Linked DNA regions of Homo sapiens: region 1 is linked to region 2. A link is an interaction called in ENCODE POLR2A ChIA-PET data of the cell type or tissue named here. Cell type or tissue: PC-3. All regions are shown on one strand.

Region 1 (5,000 bases), 910 kb after region 2:
AGCAAGGCGAATGCAGTGGCTCATGCTCATAATCCCAGCACTTTGTGCGGCTGGGGTGCCTCGGGAGGATCGCTTCAGGCCTGGGCAGCTTGGCGAAACACCATCTTCACAAAAAATATAAAAAATTAGCTGGGTGTGGTGGCGCCTACCTGTAGTACAGCTACTTGGGAGGTTGAGGTGGGAGGATTGGTTGAGCCCGGAAGGTCGACGCTGTAGTGAACCTAGATTGCGCTACTTGACTGCAGCGTGGGACACAGAGCAAGACCCTGTCTCAAAGCAAAACAAAAGATGAACAAGACTAAATCTTCTTCTTGAAGAAACCTGACAGTTTGGTAAATGTTACCTTTGTATGTTTTGAAATTGTACTGGAATAACACCTGTCAAATGGAAAGAGGAGCAGGTGCTCTCTAGGCAGAGGAGAGAATAGTCAGAAAAGGGAACAGCATGTGCAAAGGCCTCAAAGCTCCAAGGGTCAAGTAGTGGAGAGAATGTGTCAGCTGCCACACATGCAGGACTCAACCCAGCTACCCCAGCGGCTTCATGCAGTAATTCAGAACCAAAGCATTGCTAATCGGTCTATTGCATGGCCCAGGAAACCGACGTAGAATAATTCCTTTTTTTTTTTTTTTGGAAATGGACATAGAATTTAAACCAGTCAAAGAAGCGACAAAATAATTAAAACAAGCTACATAGAAATTTTTGCTTCTGTCATTAATTTGTTGTATTAACCAACAAACTAATTATTAGAAGCAAATCGTTGCTTCTGTTATTGGTTTGTTAGTATTAATTTCTAGAAATTACTGGATTACAGATTTGTTAACCTCCATTTCCAGGTTGCTCTTTTGAAAGATTTTATCAGTTAATCACACTAGCAGCATATGAGAGTACTACTTTTGTCAGAGTCAGAAATTCGAAAAGGTGATTACTCACTCTTCAGTTTTGACCTATCAGCCCTTTGTTTCAATGCTTTTTTGGGGGGTGGTGGGGGCACGGAGTTTTTGCTCTTGTCGCCCAGGCTGGAGTGCAGTGGTATGATCTCAGCTCACCGCAACCTCCGGGAGTCCTGAGTAGTTGGGACTACAGGCGTGCACCACTGTGCCCGGCTAAGTTTTTGTATTTTTAGCAGAGATGGGATTTCATCGTGTTAGCCAGGATGGTCTCGATCTCCTGACCTTGTGATCCACCTGCCTCAGCCTCTCAAAGTGCTGGGATTACAGGTGTGAGCCACCATGCTTGGCCTAATTTTGTGTTTTTAGTAGAGATGGGATTTCTTCGTGTTGGTCAGACTGGTCTCGAACTCCTGACCTCAGGTAATCTGCCCACATCGGCCTCCCAAAGTGCTGTGATTACAGGCATGAGCCACCGCTCCCAGCTCTGTCACCAGGCTGGAGTGCAGTGGCGAGATCTCAGCTCACTGCAGTGTTTGTCTCTTGGGTGCAAGTGCTTCCCCTGCCTCAGCCTCCCGAGTAGCTGGGACTACAGGTGTGCACCACCATGCCTGGCTAATTTGTTGTACTTTAGTAGAGACAGGGTTTCATCATGTTGGCCAGGATGGTCTTAATCTCCTGACCTTGTGACCTGCCCGCCTTGGCCTCCCTAAGTGCTGGGATTACAGGCTTGAGCCACCGCAGGTGGCCTCAGTGCTTTTAATATACAGTTTTCCTTTCTTCACTATTCCTAAGTAGGTAAACAGCTTTTTTGTGATTCTGGTTCAATTTTACTTTATACTATTGAGTAATGTTTTCAAAATATTCTGAAAAAGGTTGATCATGTTGTTTGACTTGGCATTATTTCTGTGTTCACCTTTTAAAATTCATTAACCGGATCACCTTCAAATATGTTAAGTACATTTTATTATGTGTTTCTTTTTCCAGCCAAAAAGCCAACAATATATATTGAACCAAAATTTGAGTGTTTTATTACCATGAATACATGTAGGTAGCCCTGTATGTTTACAGTGTAGCACAAACCCTTTTACTTGTGTAATTAATGCCTCCAACACCAGTGTTGTCCTTATTTCCGTTTAACAGGTGAGGAAACTGAGGCAGAAGTCTTATGATTTTTCTTAATCATTCTTAATCATAGCTATGTGTACTATGATCCACTAAGGTTTTTAGTGCAAGGTGTTTATCAAATAAGTCAGTATTTTTTAATTTAAAAAATTCATGTAGAATACAGTAGTCCGCCCATATCCATGGGTGATACATTTCAATACCCTCCGTGTATGCCTGAAACTGTCGCTATTACCAAACCCTGTATATACTGTGTTTTTTGCTTATACATAAATACTGTACAGTGCAGAGCATTCACGTCCTGGGCAGGATAGTTCAAGGTTTCAGCATGCTACACAAAATGGTGTGCAATTTAAAAGTTATGAATTGTTTATTTTGGGGATTTTTAAATTTAATATTCTCAGACCTTGGTTGACCATGGCTGACTGAAACCTTGGAAATCTAAAATCCGGATAAGGAGGGCTACAGTGTTGTCTTTTTTGATAGCTTCTGAATTGGAACAACTACTTTAATTGTAGCCTTAACAACCCAGTTAGTTTCACGAGTTTGCATACCATCACCCAGTCCGGGTCACCCTACTATGTTCTTGTAATTATTGGTATTATTTTATAATTGTACAGTGTGGCCTTGTTGACATGTTAGCTATCGGGCCAGCCACATGCATTACAAAGTTCAGCACTGTTGGTGTTTCAGGAATTACCAAGCCTTCTTGGAAAGCATTCAAGCCAGACTGTGTGTGTACCTAATTCTGGTTGGTATAGTGCCAGTGTATTAACTTTTATTTAAATAAAATTCCAACAGGTAACATTTATTATTACTATACTGCTGTCACAGAGTGCCCACACTTTAATGATGTTTTTGAAAGTCAAATATTAGCACAGTAGATCCCCTTTCTGCATTAATTTTTATCACACCCTATGTGATATGGTCAATACTACGTAATTTCATCCATATAACACAGAAATATCATTACAAATACATGGCTGATGCTGTATGATCATTACAATTCTGTATTATGTGAAATTCTCTGGCACCATAACCTTGTACTCTCTTCTATCATACGACAATCCACACCACCCTACCCCTCCTTTGCGATTAGTAGTTTTGGGGAAATTATTAATAGCGTGGTACTGAAATACCAAGGCACCAACTGGGGTTGGTCTTGGGGTTGAGGTGATAATTAGGTGGATGGCAGCCATGAACCTGGGTGTCTGCATAGAATTACTGTGAATATGAGATCCCATCTGAAAATTCTGACTTCTCCTGAATTAGAGTTAGTAGAGTTCCTTGGTCTCTCTTGTGACATGTTATAGAAGGTCTTTAAACATTTTGAGATTCCAGTGGTAACATTACTGGTGCAAAATCAAAAGTTGACACCTGCTTTGGAAACTGATTTGCCATTCAACTTGTAAATTTGAACATTTGCATATCCAAGGATATCTACCACTTCCAGTCCCAAATATTATCTAAGAGAAACTCTAGTGCATGATTTCCAGGAGACTTGCAGAGAGGAATTGCAACATGGTTCATGATAGCAATAAACTAGAAGCGCCTTAGATGCCCTTGGACATGAGAATCATGGTGGAATACCTACCATTCATCAGTTGTGTAGTATTATAAATACTCCATTGTGTAATAATGAAAATGGATAGGCAAGCGATATAATAAGCAAGGCCACGGATGGATCTTAGTAACTTGATGTTGAGTTGGAAAAAACCCAATTCCCATTGGAACCTGTTTTGTAAAGTTTATAATCAAATGCAGTGAAACAAAATGCTATTTATATATGTTTATGTTATAATATTAAAAAGTTAGCACATAGGCAAGGCTTTAGGTTATGTTTGAGTAGTTTGGTTTGGCAGCGGGTTCACAGATATTCTTTATATCCTTAAAAATTAAAGTGGATTGATTATTCAGAGGACTTTGGTTTAAGATTTATGACTTGCTCTGATATTTCACTGTTGAAACTTAGATGGTGGTGCCTTCAGCCTATTAATGAACATGGATGGAGCAAAGAAAAGTTCTTCCCCAGTCTTTCCGCCCTCTGCTCTTTCTTGTCTTTAAATATTGTAAGTTGTGTTGTTATTCCTAAATTGAATCCATTTCTTAGTGTTATTCTTGGTCTTCCAGAGGATGCTGTGAGTCTAATAGGGTAGTTTGCATGTTTCTTCTTTAGTAGGGGACCAACATTTCATGTAAACAGTCTAAAACTTATGGCTATTTACAACGGAGAGTTTTGTTAAGTCTCCTTCCTGGCCTGACAGACACAGGACTGACTCGCATGTACTGTGTTTTAGGAAATATTGCCTGCATGATCAGGAAGTAATGACGATGGTCAGGCTTTTCTTATTTCTTAAAATTTAAATACCCGTTTCTCTTTAATTGACTAGAATAGGAGGAAGCAGTGGAGATAGGAAAGGGGCAGATAGTGTTTTATTAGTGCTGATGCCTGTGTGCACTCTGAGTGTTTGAGTGACAGAACTGGGGGTGTTCAGGAAAACCACTAATCATACGTGATTCTGAAACTTCATTTCTGGCCAACTGTTTATGTCTCGGCGTTTCTACTTTTCTTACCAACCTTGCTGAGAATTAGCATAATCAGAATATCTGCCTCAGGTCTCCTTTCCAATTCTCTGCTTTGGGTGCTGTTGATCATTGAAGCAGCCAAAAGACATGTCCCAGTAGAAGGAAGAGGAAAAAGGCCAAATAGTCATCCCCCGAATGTCCTTTAATTGACTCTGTATGACTTACGCTGTAGTGGGGTGCATTCCAAACACTTGTTCACTGTTAACAGGAACGTGCTGCACTGTAGAGCACTAAATAAGGGTCTGCTCTGGGGGCTCACCCTGGCAGCCATTGGAGAGCACCTCTTCTCCAGCCTTCTATGTTCTGTAGGGAATTGTATATTGAGGTTACCCCACCCCTTCTTCCCCAGTGCCACTGGGTTCTCGGATAGCCTCCTGTCTGTTGAGACATAGGAGCTACCTC
Region 2 (5,000 bases):
AGGAGCTACCCTCTCTGCTGATAGCTAAACATTTGTCAGGATGACTTGCCTAGCAGAGAGGAGCTACCCTCTCTGCTAGGAGCTGAACACTCACTGGGACACCCTGGCTGTGGAAAGGAGCTACCCAGTGCGGGTTTCCTCTGAGCTGTTCTATCACTCAATAAAGCTCCTCTTCATCTCGCTCACCCTCCAATTGTCTGCATACCTTATTCTTCCTGGTCTCAGGACAAGAACTTGGAACCCGCCAAATAGTGAGGCTAAAAAAGCTGCAACACCAACAGGGCTGAGACATGCACCTTGCTTGTCACATTGTGGGCAAAGAGAAAAAAAGAAGAACTAGGGCCCTTCAGGGACCCCAGACCTGGGAGCTGCCTAAGCCAGGGCTAGACTTCCTCTTTGGGGCCCCACAGTTCCTGGCATCTCCAAGCTTCTGGGTGCCACTGTATTCCCAGCTGCCAACTGTGGAAGCTGCTTGTGATGCACCTGGTCCAGCTGCAGCTTCACAGAGAGCCGCCACCCATGCTGGCACCTGGAGCTGCCTGCCCTGCTGCAGTAGCTGGCATGTCTGACTGCACAGTGGCCAGACCCCACACTTGCTCACACACCCCTTGCCACTCCACGCAGTCTCCCTTGGCAGGCATGGGGTCCAGGCCAGTATCATGAGCCGAACGCAGTCTGCCAGGATGAGTGGGCAGAACAAACCCAGTGGGCCTGAGCAAAACTCAGGCACAGGTGCCACCAGCCACAGAGGTTTCCGGCCTCTGTGACACCCCAAATGATCCTGTGACACTAGTATGGCGAGCTTTTTATCATGATTATCACAATTTATGTAGTTGTTGTGTTTATCTTTTAGCTTCCTTTCTCTTAATCCCTCACCTAAATAATCATCCAAAGCTATTCGGAGGGAGGAGGGTGCAAGGTGTTCTCAAGGAAGGCAGTGGTTCTCATAGTGCAGCCCCTTAACCAGCAGCACCTTGAAAGTTGTTAGAAATGCAGGTTCTCAGGCCCTCCCCACTCCTACTGCATCAGAACCTCTTGGTGTGGGGCCCAGCAATCTGTGTTTTCACAGCCCTCAGTGATTCTGATGTACAACTAAGTCTGAGAGGCACTGATTTGGGGGCCACATGATTAGGCCATGGTTGTTACTGAGGTGACTTAGCTAGAGCAGGTCATTCTAATTACCTAGGATGGCTGTTCACATACCTGCTGCCAGGTCAGTGCTGCAGCATCTGCCCTAACAAGCAATGAGGGATGAAATAGGATGCTTTTGGTAAAATCACCCAGTTTCTCAGAGAGAAGAAAACTCTCCAGAGAATTTCTACTGCAGAGATTTGGCACGTTATGTGCACTAATTTAGACATACCAATTGAAAATTTCTTTTTATTTTTTTCTATAGACATTGCATAGAAATTCTCTAGAATTTCAAGTACAAGTAACTGCTAGAGGAGCTCTTTGGCTCAAATGTCTGCTGTTACTCTATTTTCTTTTCATTTTCCTATCACATCCCGGGCAAGAATGGCAGATGAGATATACAGAAATCAGGTTAGAAAGAAAGTAATCATACTTCTCTGAAAAAAAGTTTTCGCCCAGATCCAAGATGAAAATTAGAAAGAATTTCATCTTTCCAGAACTGTCAAGCCATCTGGCAAAAGAGCTGACTGATACAATTTTTATATTATTGACCAAATTCTCACACCAGTTTCTCCTTTTCTCATAAGTGTAAATATTTTCCAGTTAAATCTTTGGGGTTGGCAGTGGTGGTGTGGGTGGTTCTTCAGTGAAGGACTCTTGACTTTTTCCATTTCAGACTAAGTGGAGGCAATTTAGAATTATGAATTAAAAGCCTCACGCATTCCTGTCTGATTCAACAGTATCATATCTGTAAATGTATTCCCATTGAAGTAACTAAGAATGTGTGCAAAAAATAGCCATAAAGTATTTATTTCATCATCATTTTCAATAGGAAAAAAACTGGGAGCAATCTAAATATTTAACAATAGAGGATTATTTTGGAAAGTATGCATGTTCGTACATACAGCTAAATAATACACCGCCTTTAAAATGGCAATTCATATGGATTGTAGAAGACTATTACCTGACATGGAAAGATATTCAGGATATGTCATTAACCGGGAGAAGCAGGTTCCATATAGTAGGCACAGACACTTCACATTCAGTAGAATGGCTACTATTAAACAGGGAAAATAACAAGCACTGTTGAGACTGCAGAGAGATTGGAACCCTTGTGCATTGCTGATGAGAATGTAAAATAAGGCAGCCACGTGGAAAAAGTATGGCAGTTCCTCAAAAAGTTAAACATACAATCACCACTGGATCCAGCAATTCCGCTTCTAGGTATATACGCAAAAGAACTGAAAGCAGGGCCTCAAAGTGATACTTATACACCAGTATTTATAGCAGCAGTATTCAGAACAGCTGAAAGGTGTAAACAACTCAAGTGTCCATCAACAAATGATTGAATAAACAAAATGTGACACATTAGCTTAAAAAAAGGAATGGAATTCTGCTACATGTTACAACATGGATTAACCTTGAAAACATTATGCTGAGTGAAATAAGCTAGACACAAAAAGACACATATTGTATAATTCCACTTATATGAGCAACTATTCAATTCATAGAGACAAAAGTAGAATAGAAGTTACCAAGAGTTGGAGGGAGAGAAGAATGGGAACTTGTTGTTTAATGGGCAGAGAGTTTCTGTTTGGGATGATGAAAAACTTCTAGAAATAGACAGTGGTGATGGTTACATGACATTGTGAAGGTACTTAATGCCACTGAATTGTACACTTAAAAATTGTTAAAATGGGCGGGGCATGGTGGCTCATGCCTGTAATCCCAGCACTCTGGGAAGCCAAGGCAGGCGGATTGCTTGAGTCCAGGAGTTTGAGACCAGCCTGGGCAACATGGCGAAACCCCATCTCTACCAAAAATACAAAAACTAGTCTGGTGTGGGGGCATATGCCTGTAGTCCCAGCTACTCGGGAGGCTGAGGTGGATGAATCGTTTGAGCCTGGGAGGTCAAAGCTGCAGTGAGCTGAGATCATGCCACTGCACTCCAAACTGGATGACAGCAAGATCCTGTCTCAAAAAAAAAAAACAAAAAAAAAAAACAAATGGCAAAATTTATGTTTACTATTATGTATATTGCCATTTATGTACACTTTATCACAGTAAAAATGGAAAACATTGTATGTACAATATAATATTTTTACAAATATGTAACACCCACATATTTCCTTAATTTTAAAATGTCATTATTTGTATGAAACACTATTAACTTAATAACAGTTTTTTCAGATGAAAGGAAATACTGTCATATTGTATGCACTCACATATTTAAACTGATTCCCAAAATACCAAACTTTGGAAAATTTGCATCTTAGGAATGAGGAAATGTGTACGTAGGCATGGAAAAAGGTCTGGAAAATGCTCACCACTAGTATAGTATTTTGAGTGGCAGAATTATGGGTATTCTTTATTATTCTATTTTTCCTATATGCATTTTTATATTTTTCTATATAAAGCACTATTTTTGTAACAGTAAGTTTTTATTGAAGGGCATATTAAAAAATATGCCCTTTCTAGAATGGTTTTTTTGAATCTAAGAATTTACAGTTTCACCTACAACATACACTCCCCCCCAGAAAATAATGCCAGGGGATTAAAATCACCATGAAAAGACCTTTCTGCATTCAACCAGGGTGCGGGAACGAGCCATCACTAAGCTCTGTTTTGCTTCATCCAACTTCCCTGTGCCCAGCATCCACATCAATATTTACACACTCCATCATTCCTCGGGTTATTTATTTTCCTTGGTCCATTTTGCACAGTGACTAAGTTTTGCAGCATGGAAGTTGACAGAATTTGTCATTGATATCAATCTTTATTAAGTTTACTGCTGAGAGCTCAGAAAATGGCGGTTCTGGAGCAAGGAACAGGGTGAAAGCAGGAAGAACATCAGGCACTAAGAAAAGCTGTGTGTGTGTGTGTGTGTGTGTGTGTGTGTGTGTGTGTGTGTGTGTGTGTGTTTAAAATGTTTGTCATTGTTGCTCCAACCTTAATTTGCTGATGATTGCATTTCTCTGTAATACTTTTTATTTTTTACAATCAAACAAAATCTACAATTCTGCTACTCAGCAGCCACCACCAGGAAGAGGCCTCTCCTCTCTTGCCTCTTCCTGGCAAGACTCCTGGCCGAGCCTAGGTTCTGAATCTCATGGGCTTCCTTCTGCTGCACAGCCAGCCTCTCACAAAGAGCTGGGTTCTGTAGAGAAGAATCTTCAGGCAGCAAGTCTTCTTCTGGATCTTCTGAAACTAAAGAAACTAAGACCGTGTGTAGCATGACATTTATTGCTTGTGTATTATATGGTGTGTTTGGAAAGAGCAAGGTGAAACTGCCCCTATAAACTTTATAAAATTAGTTAGAGAAGAAGGGAGGGAGAAACAAAAATAAACTAAGCTTGCAGCACGTTCCACATTAATCATTAAGTGAGCTTACTCTCTGCCCTGCTTCCTCAAAGCTGTTTGGTACCTATGGTCCTAGAATCATATAGACCTTAGACGACAGTTCTCCTGAACAGCTCTTTAGATAACAACTTGAACATCATGAAACGTTAAGTTTTCCCTTTGAGATATTCCTTCAGGTCCTGCAAACTGATGTAACAACTGACTCAACTGGTCTGAAGGGCCCACAAGGAGCTAACTCACCAATGGATGCAGCTTCCACAGCTCCATGATTTCTTCCTCCCTGCCCCAACCAACCAACAACCTCAGTTTTCAAACCCTTCACCTTCCACAGTCCCCTTAAAAGCCCCAGCCCAGAACTCCTCAGGAAGACAGATTTGGAGGTCTCCTCCCATCTCCTCACACAATGCCCTGCAATCATTAAACTCTTTCTCTGCTGCAAACCCTACTGTCTCAGTGTAATGGGTCCGTTACTGGGCAGCGGGCATACAAACCTGTTGGTTCTGTAAAAA

The links. ChIA-PET counts read pairs that join two places held together with the same protein. Peaks named below come from ENCODE experiments on the same cell type or tissue, not always from the same donor. Only the 100,000 strongest peaks of a DNase experiment are listed, where the experiment ranks them.
Region 1: POLR2A ChIA-PET joins it to region 2 with 9 read pairs; 2 of 35 experiments call an interaction of 5 or more read pairs at or near these places.

The regions. Positions count from the first base shown.
Region 1 is chr6:15,394,326-15,399,325 of GRCh38, forward strand. The region is part of intron 2 of JARID2 (jumonji and AT-rich interaction domain containing 2); the gene reads left to right. Among named protein-coding and RNA genes, the nearest start is that of JARID2-AS1, 150 kb to the left of the region's middle. In PC-3, no CTCF peak of the experiment used is centred here; no DNase peak of the experiment used is centred here.
Region 2 is chr6:14,487,992-14,492,991 of GRCh38, forward strand. The region is part of intron 1 of LOC101928331 (a long non-coding RNA gene); the gene reads left to right. Among named protein-coding and RNA genes, the nearest start is that of LINC01108, 210 kb to the left of the region's middle. In PC-3, no CTCF peak of the experiment used is centred here; no DNase peak of the experiment used is centred here; H3K27ac peaks cover 464 bases.